2 separate regions of the Mus musculus genome follow, and region 2 is linked to region 1. A link is a loop called in an ENCODE intact Hi-C map of the cell type or tissue named here. Cell type or tissue: gastrocnemius. All regions are shown on one strand.

Region 1 (5,000 bases):
ACTCACTTTGTAGACCAGGCTGGCCTCGAACTCAGAAATCCACCTGCCTCTGCCTCCCAAGTGCTGGGATTAAAGGCTTGCACCACCACTGCCCTTGCTTCTTGCTTCTACTTTCCACTCATGAGACACCTCCCCACCCCCTTAATTCACATATAAGGACAACTGTATCCTAATTTTACATGGCCTTGGGAGCTCTCAGAAGAGGTATAGGATATAAGTAAGGAAGGGGATTCATCTACTTTGCTGCCTTGTGTTAAGCTATCATCCCTGAAGGGTGCAGACCTTTCAATGTTACTGCTTTCATGTCAGCCATTAACATCTCATGTATTGCTTTGTAAGTAAGTCTAATAAGGTCCTTGTTCCCCCAGGTGAATTTTGGAGGAACTGTACCTTTGAGGGTCATTGGGACTTTAGCAGGAGGGATAGATGTTGTTTACATCTTGCCCAAGGAAGGAATTTTAGCAATAGTGTGTAAATGTTTTGCCTGAATGTGTGTATGTGTACCACATGTGTGCCTTGCGCCTGAAGAGGTTAGAAACACTGGAGTGATCTCCCTGTAACTGTACTTTGGGGTCGTTGTGAGCCACAATACAGGTGCTGGGAACTGAACCCATGGCTTCTGCAAGAGCAATGAGTGCTCTTGACCTCTAAGCCATCTCTTTATTCTCAGAGGGGACTGGACTCTGCTCCATGATCTGAACATTGAACCTATAGACTGGGAAATAAACACCTTCTCTTTCTGTCAAGGTGGAGAACTTACCCAGGAGTCCTCTTGGTCTGCTGTCTTACACCTATTGCCCCAAACTGAGTAGGATTCTATGCCATCGTACAGTAGAGAGTTGAACATGGGTTAATATTCACCAATTATGATTCATCAGTACCTAGAGCACTACCTTTCTTTCCTAAGCCCTGTGCCTCTGCCTTGTACCTGAAGCAGTGAATCTGGAGTTAGCAAGGGAAAACATGCTAGAGTATTCTGGAGGTCAACAACTAGGAGCCAGACACACAAATATTCACCATTCATTGAACACATAGCATGAATTTGTGCTGATCCACCTGCAGGTAACAGTTTCCACCCCGACCCCCAACACACACACACACACACACACACACACACACACACACACACAGAGTGAGGTCAACATGCAGGATAATGCCTGTCCCTTAGAGCCCTTCCATGTCCCAGGTCCTGGAGGAACCCTCCATCTGTGCCTTATCAGGATCAATGAGAAGGTGGCCAAATGGGCTTGCTGCTAGGAGACTTGGTCTTTTCTGGGTTCCTGGAGTCCATTCCCATGCTCTTGTTTCCATAACAAAGTCCTTGTGTAGGTGTGTGACTGTGTGCTCTTTGAAGGCCTGAGAAGTGTGGAAAGTGCCATTTGGGCACCGGTAGAAATCCTCAAAAAGGATTAGACCCCTGGTGATGGGCCATTTCAAACTTAAAACAAAACAAAAAAAAATGAAGTGGGGCCTTTCATTTCAGAATTAAGGCCTTGTTTGTGTCTAAGCATGCATGCTTTACACCTAGTCAGATGTTCTGGGGAAATTAAGGAAAGGGTGAGATGGTTGCAGAGCACAGGTAAAAGCTAGAGGATTGATAGGTCCTCCAAAAGCCTTCCCAGTGAGCACTAGGGCCACTCCTTCTGGAATCACTGCAGAACCACACAATTCATCAAAGGCTCTGGGGTCTCTCACCACCCAGCTATCCCTGCCTGGGTAAGACTCACTTCTAGAAGCCTGTCCCCTGGTTGCCCTATGAAGTGGATGCCTGGGTGGGGAAATGAAGGGGGTTGGGTACAGACCCAGACAAGTCTTTCCTGCAGCAAACCCGCTCTTCCTTCCTTTGACATAGGGCAGACCCAACCAGGCTGAGTACACAATAGGAGCATGCTGCTTCCATGTTGTTTCCCAGCCTCTAGCCGCCTGGGACCCAGGGGCTTGCAGGTTGGGGGCAAGTGAGATTTTTCCCACCGCCTCACTGCTCCTGAAGTCTTAAGGGAGGCAGAGGTCTCTGGAGGCCCCAGCACACCCTAGTCTTGGAGACATTTCATCACCCACCTCTGACCCCCTCCCGCGCCATACACTCGGAAAAAGAAGCAGCCTCATCTCGCCTCCCGGATGCGGCTGCACCAGCAACATCAGCTGCGGGCGGAGCCCGGGTGCTTGCCACTTCCCCCTCTTCCCGCGTGACCCTCGCCCCCACCTCCAGCACTCCCTCCCCCTCCAGGAGACACACCCTCCTTCTTAGGCCACTCAGGTCGGGGCCCTTGGTGAGAGGGAGCAGCCGCCGCCGCCCGGCAGGACCCAGAGCCTGCAAAAGCTAGAGCAAAAAGGAGGGAAAGAGGGAGGAGCGGCGCGCGGGAGGAGGAGCCGCGGGAGCTGGGCGCGGGGCGGCGAGCTGAGATGTGGCCGGCCCGTCGGCGTGTAAACACAGGCAGCAGCAGCAGCAGCGGCCGCCCGGGCCCGGGGCACTGAGCGCTCCCGCCGAGACCTGCCCGCCACCTCTGCCATGGCCGAAGTGCGCAAATTCACCAAGCGGCTGAGCAAGCCAGGCACGGCAGCCGAGCTCCGCCAGAGCGTGTCGGAGGCCGTGCGGGGCTCCGTGGTGCTGGTGAGTGGTCGAGCGACGGGGAGTCCCGGGGGGGGGGGGGTTCGCTCACACCGGGAGCAGCGCGGTGGCTTCCCGCGCGCGCGCTGGAGACCACGGGCAGGATGGGCGCAGCTGCGGTCGAGCGCTAGGAGCTCTCTTTTTCCTCTGTTCTACTTAAGTTTTCGCTCTGGCAACCGGCTGCCTGGGGGTGGGAGTCTCAGGCGCCACGGGACAGCGCTCTGGCTACCCCACCAGCTTGCGCTGGGCTGGAAGCTGAATGGCACAGCGGGTTTCACAGAGCTGCGGCCGGAGAGTGGGTCTCCACCCCAGCGGGGGCGGCTGAAAGCTTCAGATCGCACCTCCCGCTCCCCCGGACCCCCGCACAAAGAGCTGGAGATTAGGGCACGAGGAGATCCGGATCCCTTTAAGAGGGCACCTGGGGCAGCCTAGGCGGAAGGATGCGATGAGCACAGATATACTTGAGTGCGGATACACATCGGGTACACGCGCGCACACACACACACTCACTTACACACACAAAAAACCCCACCCAAAAGCCCAGGGCGCCCAAGCTCTGGCGGGCGATGTGGACAGAGGAAGCATAGCGACTTCCTCCTGCTACTGGGGAGAGGGAGGGTGGTGATGGGTGTTGAGGGGTACTGCCAACTAAGACAGAGGGAGAGGATTGGAAACAACGGGGGTGGGTCTGCGCCTGAGTGGGTTTTGAGTCTGTATCCTCTGGGAGAGGATGGTTCTTAAGACTTGTGAGCGATTGGAGGCAAGAGGATGTGGGAAGGACTGGATGTTGCTGTGTAAGGATGAAGACCCTAGAACCAGACGCCTACGTAGACTATTGGGGATGTCTTGGCGGCGGGTAGAGCTGGGGGATGGGGATTGGAGAGTGTTCTGACACCCCCCTCGGGGAACCACCCCTCCCCCGCACGCCAGCGCACCCTCATCAGTCCTGTTCAGATGGTCTAAATCTGGAGGGAAGCCTTGGATGGTAAGGGGCACTTGCTCCTTTGCTTTTAAAGGCTCCCATTGCCAATTTTTTGGACTAGGGACCAAACCTTAAATAAGCAGTGGGACTAAATCATTAGCGTGCTTTTTTGTTACTTTGTTTTGCAGGAGATTTGCTGGCTTTTGTCTCTTTCCACTCCTATATTATTTCATGTCATTCGCTGTGTTTAAATCTCCGCACTTAAGAGAGAGCTTTTTGTTAGCACAACTTATCCTGGGAAGGGAACCTCGCAGCTTTTCCCTGTAATTTTTATGTTGATCTTGTAGAATCGGCAATAAAACCAACATTAAAGCAAGGCAAGGGGCCTGATCCTAACAGTGGGGAAAGTTGACATTAGTGGGAATTCTGGAAGAGGATCAAAGGTAAAATATGTACCTTTGAGATAAAAATCGGATTTCTAATAGCTGCAACTGTGCAGAGCCAAGGGACTTTAAAGAAATGTCTTTATCATGGCTGGACCCTTGAAGTTTAATCCTGCTGCTTGGTGAGGCTAAACCCAGACCTTTAATGTTGTCTTAATGGATTTGGCTTATTGTATATTTCACCCAGATTTGGAGCCAGAACCTGTTGAGGTCAGATCAGAACCTCACTTGTCATCAGGGCCATTTGAGAGAGGACCACAAGCTGTGTGCAAGGCATTTTATACCAGGTTGTCATCTTCAGTGGTTATTAGCAAGTGATCCAGACAGCCTAGCACAAGGATGGCTTTTCTAAAATCATAAAGCAAACCTTCTCTGAGGAGTGGCTGGCCACCTACCATAGCATGTGAAGAGAGAGGGAAGATGGACAGATGGTATCAAGAAAATATATGAGGCACAGACAACCTCTGCTGGGATTTGACCAGCATTTGACCTGCCTCCCTCAACAGTAAAAAGTTATTATTCTTTCTGAAGTTTTAGGCTTTGAAAAGATCAGTTTTGAGACATGGTCTCACTCTGTAGCCCAGGCTAGAACTTTGGTTTTGTACTTGGTGTTAGTCCTCCTGCTTCAGCTTACTGGATGCTAGGACTACAGACATGTGCCACCTATAATTTTTGTGCAGCACAGGTGCAGTGGCTTCTTTCTACCTCTTCATTCTTGGCAGTGCTGGAAAAAAAAAATCTATTAATAGAGAAAGACTCTTGGAGCTACAGCCCGTGGCCGGGGTTTCCTGGTTAGCTGACCTTACTTAGGTTCTTTTTTTTTTTTTTTTTTTTTTTTTTTTTTTAGCTTTTATGCAAGGGAATGTAGAGGAGTGAAATCTACTCATTTCTGTGGTATGTGATGTGTATTAAGACTTGAGGGGAGGGCGAGTTGAATGAGAAGTTTCTTGTGCTCTAAATCAATCCATTGAGCCCTTACACTGTGTAAGACATGATGTTAGGTGCTTTAGGACCTTTTATTCATTTA
Region 2 (5,000 bases), 110 kb after region 1:
GGATTGTGGGGTGCATCCTAGGACCTGCCTGGCCGCAGTTGTTTCTTTCCATGACTTTGTTAGTGAGCTTGGCCGTGGAGAATATGAGGCACTTTTATTTGAAGACTACAGGATCTCCCTTTACCCATTGGCTGCTGCCTAACAGTAATCTAAGGAACCCTGCCTTGCCGAGAGCCAGTGTGCTGTGACATAGAGCCGATGGGTCTGAAATCATAATCGGATTTTGCGCTGCAGCTCTGTCATTCACTAGGCCTGTAATTAACCTTTACCAAGTCACGGCACTTCTCTCAGCCGGCACATGGGGATAAGAGTAATTAATGCCCACTGCTTGTGAGGCTTGACGAAGACACCTCATCTTCTGGGTCCGGATTGTTCATGACACACTAACTTCGGAGTGCTTCCTGGGAAGCCCACATCAGGGATCTAAGCAAAGAAAACAGAATCTTACTAAAGACCTTCATGTGTTGTGGAGGGAATGAACACAGAAACGAGCAAGTAAAGATGCCACCTCAGATGATTATAGATGCTATATAGAGAGCAGTTCTTAACCTGTGAGCTGCGACCCCTTGGGGGGGGGGGTGTTCCACATCAGATACCCTGCATATCAGATATTAACATTACGATTCATAACAGTAGCAAAATTACAGTTAATGAAGTAGCAACAAAAACAATTTTCAGGCTGCGGATCACCACAGCATGAGGAACTGTATTAAAGGGTCACAGCATTAGGAAGGTTGAGAGCCGCTGCTATAGGGAGACAGGAATGTGGTAGATTTTCTGTCTTACTAGAGAGGATGCCTCTGGCAAAGTGATATTTGACCAGCTACTTAAAGGACGAGGGCAGCCGAGTGTCTGGCTGGGGAAGAGCTGGGAACAGTTAGTACAGAGACCCCGAGGAGCTTGGTTTGATGTATTGTGGAGGAGGAAGGACTGTGATATGGCTGCTGGTATGAGGTTGGGAAGGCATGCCCTCAGGGTATCTGGGGAGCCTCTGAGGCTAGTGAGGAGAGGTTTGTTGTTGTTGTTGTTGTTGTTGTTGTTGTTGCAAGTCAAATAGCAAGTCTTGCAGGAGTTGGACAGAGAGAGGCATAATGTGCCTTTGATTCTTGTGCTGTTTTGAGGGGTATTAAACCCAGGACCTCATGCTTGCCAGGTACTTAAACACCCTACCATGCAGCTACGGCCTCCCTTTCTGGCATTTTGTATATGTGTACGTTCGTGTGTGGGGGTACCTGTGTGTGTAAGCATGAGTGTGCAACATGTATGTACATGGATGTGAAGGCCAGAGGTCCATCTTAGGTTCTGTTTCTCCGGAGCTGTCTACCTTGGTTTTGAAGACAGACTCTCTCACTGGCCTTGAGCCCACCAAGGAGACTAGTGCAGGCCAGCAAGCCCCAGGGATCTGCCTGTGGCTGCATCTTCTCTACCCGTGGAATCACAAGCCGGCAACACCATACTCAGATTTTTAATGCTCGTGCTAGAGATCAAAATCAGGTCTTCATGCTTGACTGGCAAGCACCTTACCCGCTGAGCTATCTCCTCGGACCTGTATTTTATTTTTCTAAAGATATTTTTGTTAAGTTGCCCAGGTTGGTCTTTAACTCACTATATAGCCCAGGTAGGCTGTGAACTGCCAGTAGTCCTGCTTTACCCTCCCAAACTGCACTGAACCAGACTGGACTGCGGCTATAAATCAGAGCTACTAGGTCAGGCTTGACTTTAGTTTTTATAGTACTATTTTATAGTACTATTCTGCCTACCGCATTAAAAAAATGTTTAATTTTCATTCAAGAGAGACAGTCAATCAGTAGTGACTCTGGGCCTTAGCATTAAGGACTATAATAGTAATGTAACTTTCCTTTTTTTTCTAATTTTTTATTGTCATGTAAGTTTCAAATCCAGTTCGTAGTACTATCTAGGAATACTGCAGCTATATGGATGGACAGTTTATCTGTTAAACTCATTGATCATCCTTTGGAGGGATCTCTGTGAGAATTTTCACAGAGTGGTGTTAGATACATCATTTTCAAATACTGGTATTCTTCAAATGGAACAAAATGTATTTGTTTTTGAGGGTGTGGAATGACAAGAGTTATACAATGCACATACGCCCTCTGGTGGCCATAAGTGAAATAGCATGCAATTGCAGAAATAGTGCAGAAAAGGGTTATACAGAAGTATCTTTTTGAGGATGAGAAGTCTTAAGTAAAGGTGATTTGTCCACAGAGGTCCAGCTACTTGTTAGCTGAGCCGAGCCTGTGACACATCTCTTGATGCCTAGTCCTATGAGCATCCCAGTCAACTTTTTTATCTGTTATCCCTGTAAATGGCAGTTGAGCTTTGTTATGTATGTAGTTCCTATAGAGCTTGCATAGAGGATGACTTAGAGACATTGTCAGCATGGATATTACAGCCTAAGCAATGACAGTGCAGAAAGTAAGTTAGCTAGCAACTTCTTCATAATGCAGAGAACTGTTGGAAGACAGATGTGATTAAATGTTACATGTTTGATACAGAGTTGCAGGTATTAAAGATTCAGATCATTGAGAAGCCCATGTAGAGCAAGGACTCCTATTTTTGCCTTGCCGTCTGTTGCCTTAATCATTTATTCAGCTATTCACCAAAGATTTATTAAGCATCTTATATGGGCAAGGTATTGTTCTGGATGCTGGGAATGTCACTGGGGGAAATGTGGACCGAACTAGTTTTGTGTGGGTAGGAAGATTATAAACTTTAGGGGAAAAAATGAGTGCTGTGAAAAAAAAAAGAACAGGTTAATGAGAACATTCTAGGAGAGGCTTGTCTGTGGAAATGCCAATTTCAGGTTAAAGAGTAACCGAAGGAAGGCTGACAGCCATAGGTGAGACGAGATTGTTACAGTGAGTGTGTGTGCCCTAAACCTGCGTGTTTGCAGGGAGGCAAAAGATAGCATAGCTGGAACACAGGGAGTTGGGGAGGGGGGCCCCGAGGCTGCTTGGAACTCAGCCTGACAATTGTATGGGTCGTGGAGGCCCATGATGTCCTTTGTAGTGATTTTGTTTGATTTGTGTTTAACAAGGGCAAGATGGCATTAACTAATTTGCATGTCAAAAGGACACTCTGGCTACTGTTGAGAATAAATTATAGAAGATAATAGCTATCTAGTGGTAGCAGGGAGCTCCATCCTGCATGGGATGCACATCTGCCTTGTCTGCCTGGTATTTCCCTTCTGCTTAGCTCACATTTGCTTGTGGCTCTATTGCCACTTCTTTTGTACATGTGGTGCACATACCTGTCCTACTATTTGCTATTTGTACTGCAGTGATTTAGTTCCATGGTTTTGCCCTTTCAACAGTGAACTCTCTAATGGTAGGAGCTGTGTACACATTGTTTGGTTTGCTCTCTGTTGTTTGGCTATTAGAAATAAATCCAGTACGGCTCCATTGGATGAGAAGGAGAAATGGGTTCACTGACATGCGGATTTGAATTGGCCCTGGATGAGTAATTGGGAATTGGCTAAAACCTGTGAACAAAACAAAATGAAGGAAAGCATATGGTATATTTAAAGAGCAATGGTGATGCTAGTTTGGCTTTCTAAAGAACAATAGTCAATTTAAAGATTCAAAAATGCAGGCTAGGTCTTCAGTATGTTCAACTTAATTCCATAGCTCAGGATTCCTCAAGTTCAGCACTAGTGACATTTAGGAGAAGATAGTTCTTTGTTGTAGAATGTTTAGCAAAACTCTAGGCCTCTACCTAGTAGAAATTGGTAGCACATGCATGCATGCACAAGCTGTGAGAGCCAAAAATAGCCCCAAACATCGCTAATCTCTCACAGAGACCATGTGACCCCTGGATGAGGACCACTATTCACAGTAACAGGAAGACATCGTATTCTAGATGGCTGAGGATGTAGATCAATAGGAAAGTGCTTTCTTAGCATGTGGGAATCTGTCACATCTTCAGCACTAATAGAAAAAAGAAGATGAAAACCATTTTGGTAGAAAGTAGTCTAATGTAATCCGCATCCATGGTGGGTGGGCATCAATTTGGAAATATGTACTGGTTACATTGAGAATGGGGAGAAACTATAGATGTTCTAGAAAAATGTCAAGGGGATATCCTGAAAGGGGCAGCAGAAAAGATGACTGTGTAGAGATGTAAAAAATTTCTCAGCAAAGTTAGATTTTTCTTTTTGCTTGGCTCATGGAGTGATGGAACGAGTGAACTATGGAAAGAAGAAAGGAATGTAGCAAGAAGGACTGTAACATTTCTATGTATACATGAATATATAATATATATCAGCACTACATTTAGATGTTTGTAATACCATTATTAGAGTCAGAGTGTAAGCATGTGGAATAAATATATTCAAAGAATGTTGAGGACTGGCCAGATGACCCAATGGGTAAAGGTGACAAGCCTGACCATCTGAGTTTGATTTCTAGGACCCATGTAATAGAAGAGAGAACTAATTCTTGCAAGTTGTCATCTGATCACACACATGCACATAGGCTTCCACATGCATGTATATGTATGGTCACACAGACACACACACACACAAAGTAAGTAAAACATAAAAGCTTTAAAAGAATGTTAAAATATAAAACTATCTCAGTTTGATAGATGCTGTGGGATAAGGCAAATTATGTACAGACATGTTCTTTACTGAAGCTCACTTAACTTACCATCAGGCTGGCTGGAGGCTAAGACTGTCTTAGAAAACATATAGAATGCATGACCTGAAGGCAGATCTTCCAGCCCCCAGCCCACAATGAGTATAGATTTACCAAAGGCCAGTTGTCTTCGTACCAAGCCCATAAATAAATTGTACTTGATATCTTGAGTTAGGCATTCATGTCTAATTAACTTGCAGAATCCAAATAGCAAAAGAATGGGGTGGATTGAGTCCTTAGCCAGTCTCTTGTCTTGAAAGTGCACATTTCAACAAGCATATAGTCAAGCCAGTATATCGCTCATTACTTAATTTTCTTATTGTTTCACATTTGCAAATTAGATCA

Evidence for each region. A loop is a pair of places that touch in the nucleus more often than their neighbours do. Peaks named below come from ENCODE experiments on the same cell type or tissue, not always from the same donor. Only the 100,000 strongest peaks of a DNase experiment are listed, where the experiment ranks them.
Region 2: it touches region 1 in a loop (3-fold over the local background); 21 of 42 quality-filtered maps call a loop at or near these places.

What each region holds. Positions count from the first base shown.
Region 1 is chrX:35,886,422-35,891,421 of GRCm38, forward strand. Dock11 (dedicator of cytokinesis 11) reads left to right here and starts at 2,411. Exons shown (of 53, transcript NM_001009947.3): 1 at 2,411-2,611. The coding sequence starts at 2,510. In gastrocnemius, no CTCF peak of the experiment used is centred here; DNase peaks (open chromatin) are centred at 2,270, 2,898, 3,133 and 3,461; H3K4me3 peaks cover 2,639 bases; H3K27ac peaks cover 1,924 bases.
Region 2 is chrX:35,995,047-36,000,046 of GRCm38, forward strand. The region is part of intron 23 of Dock11 (dedicator of cytokinesis 11); the gene reads left to right. Among named protein-coding and RNA genes, the nearest start is that of Gm32904, 30 kb to the right of the region's middle. In gastrocnemius, a CTCF peak has its summit at 2,122 (motif pointing left); a DNase peak (open chromatin) is centred at 2,153.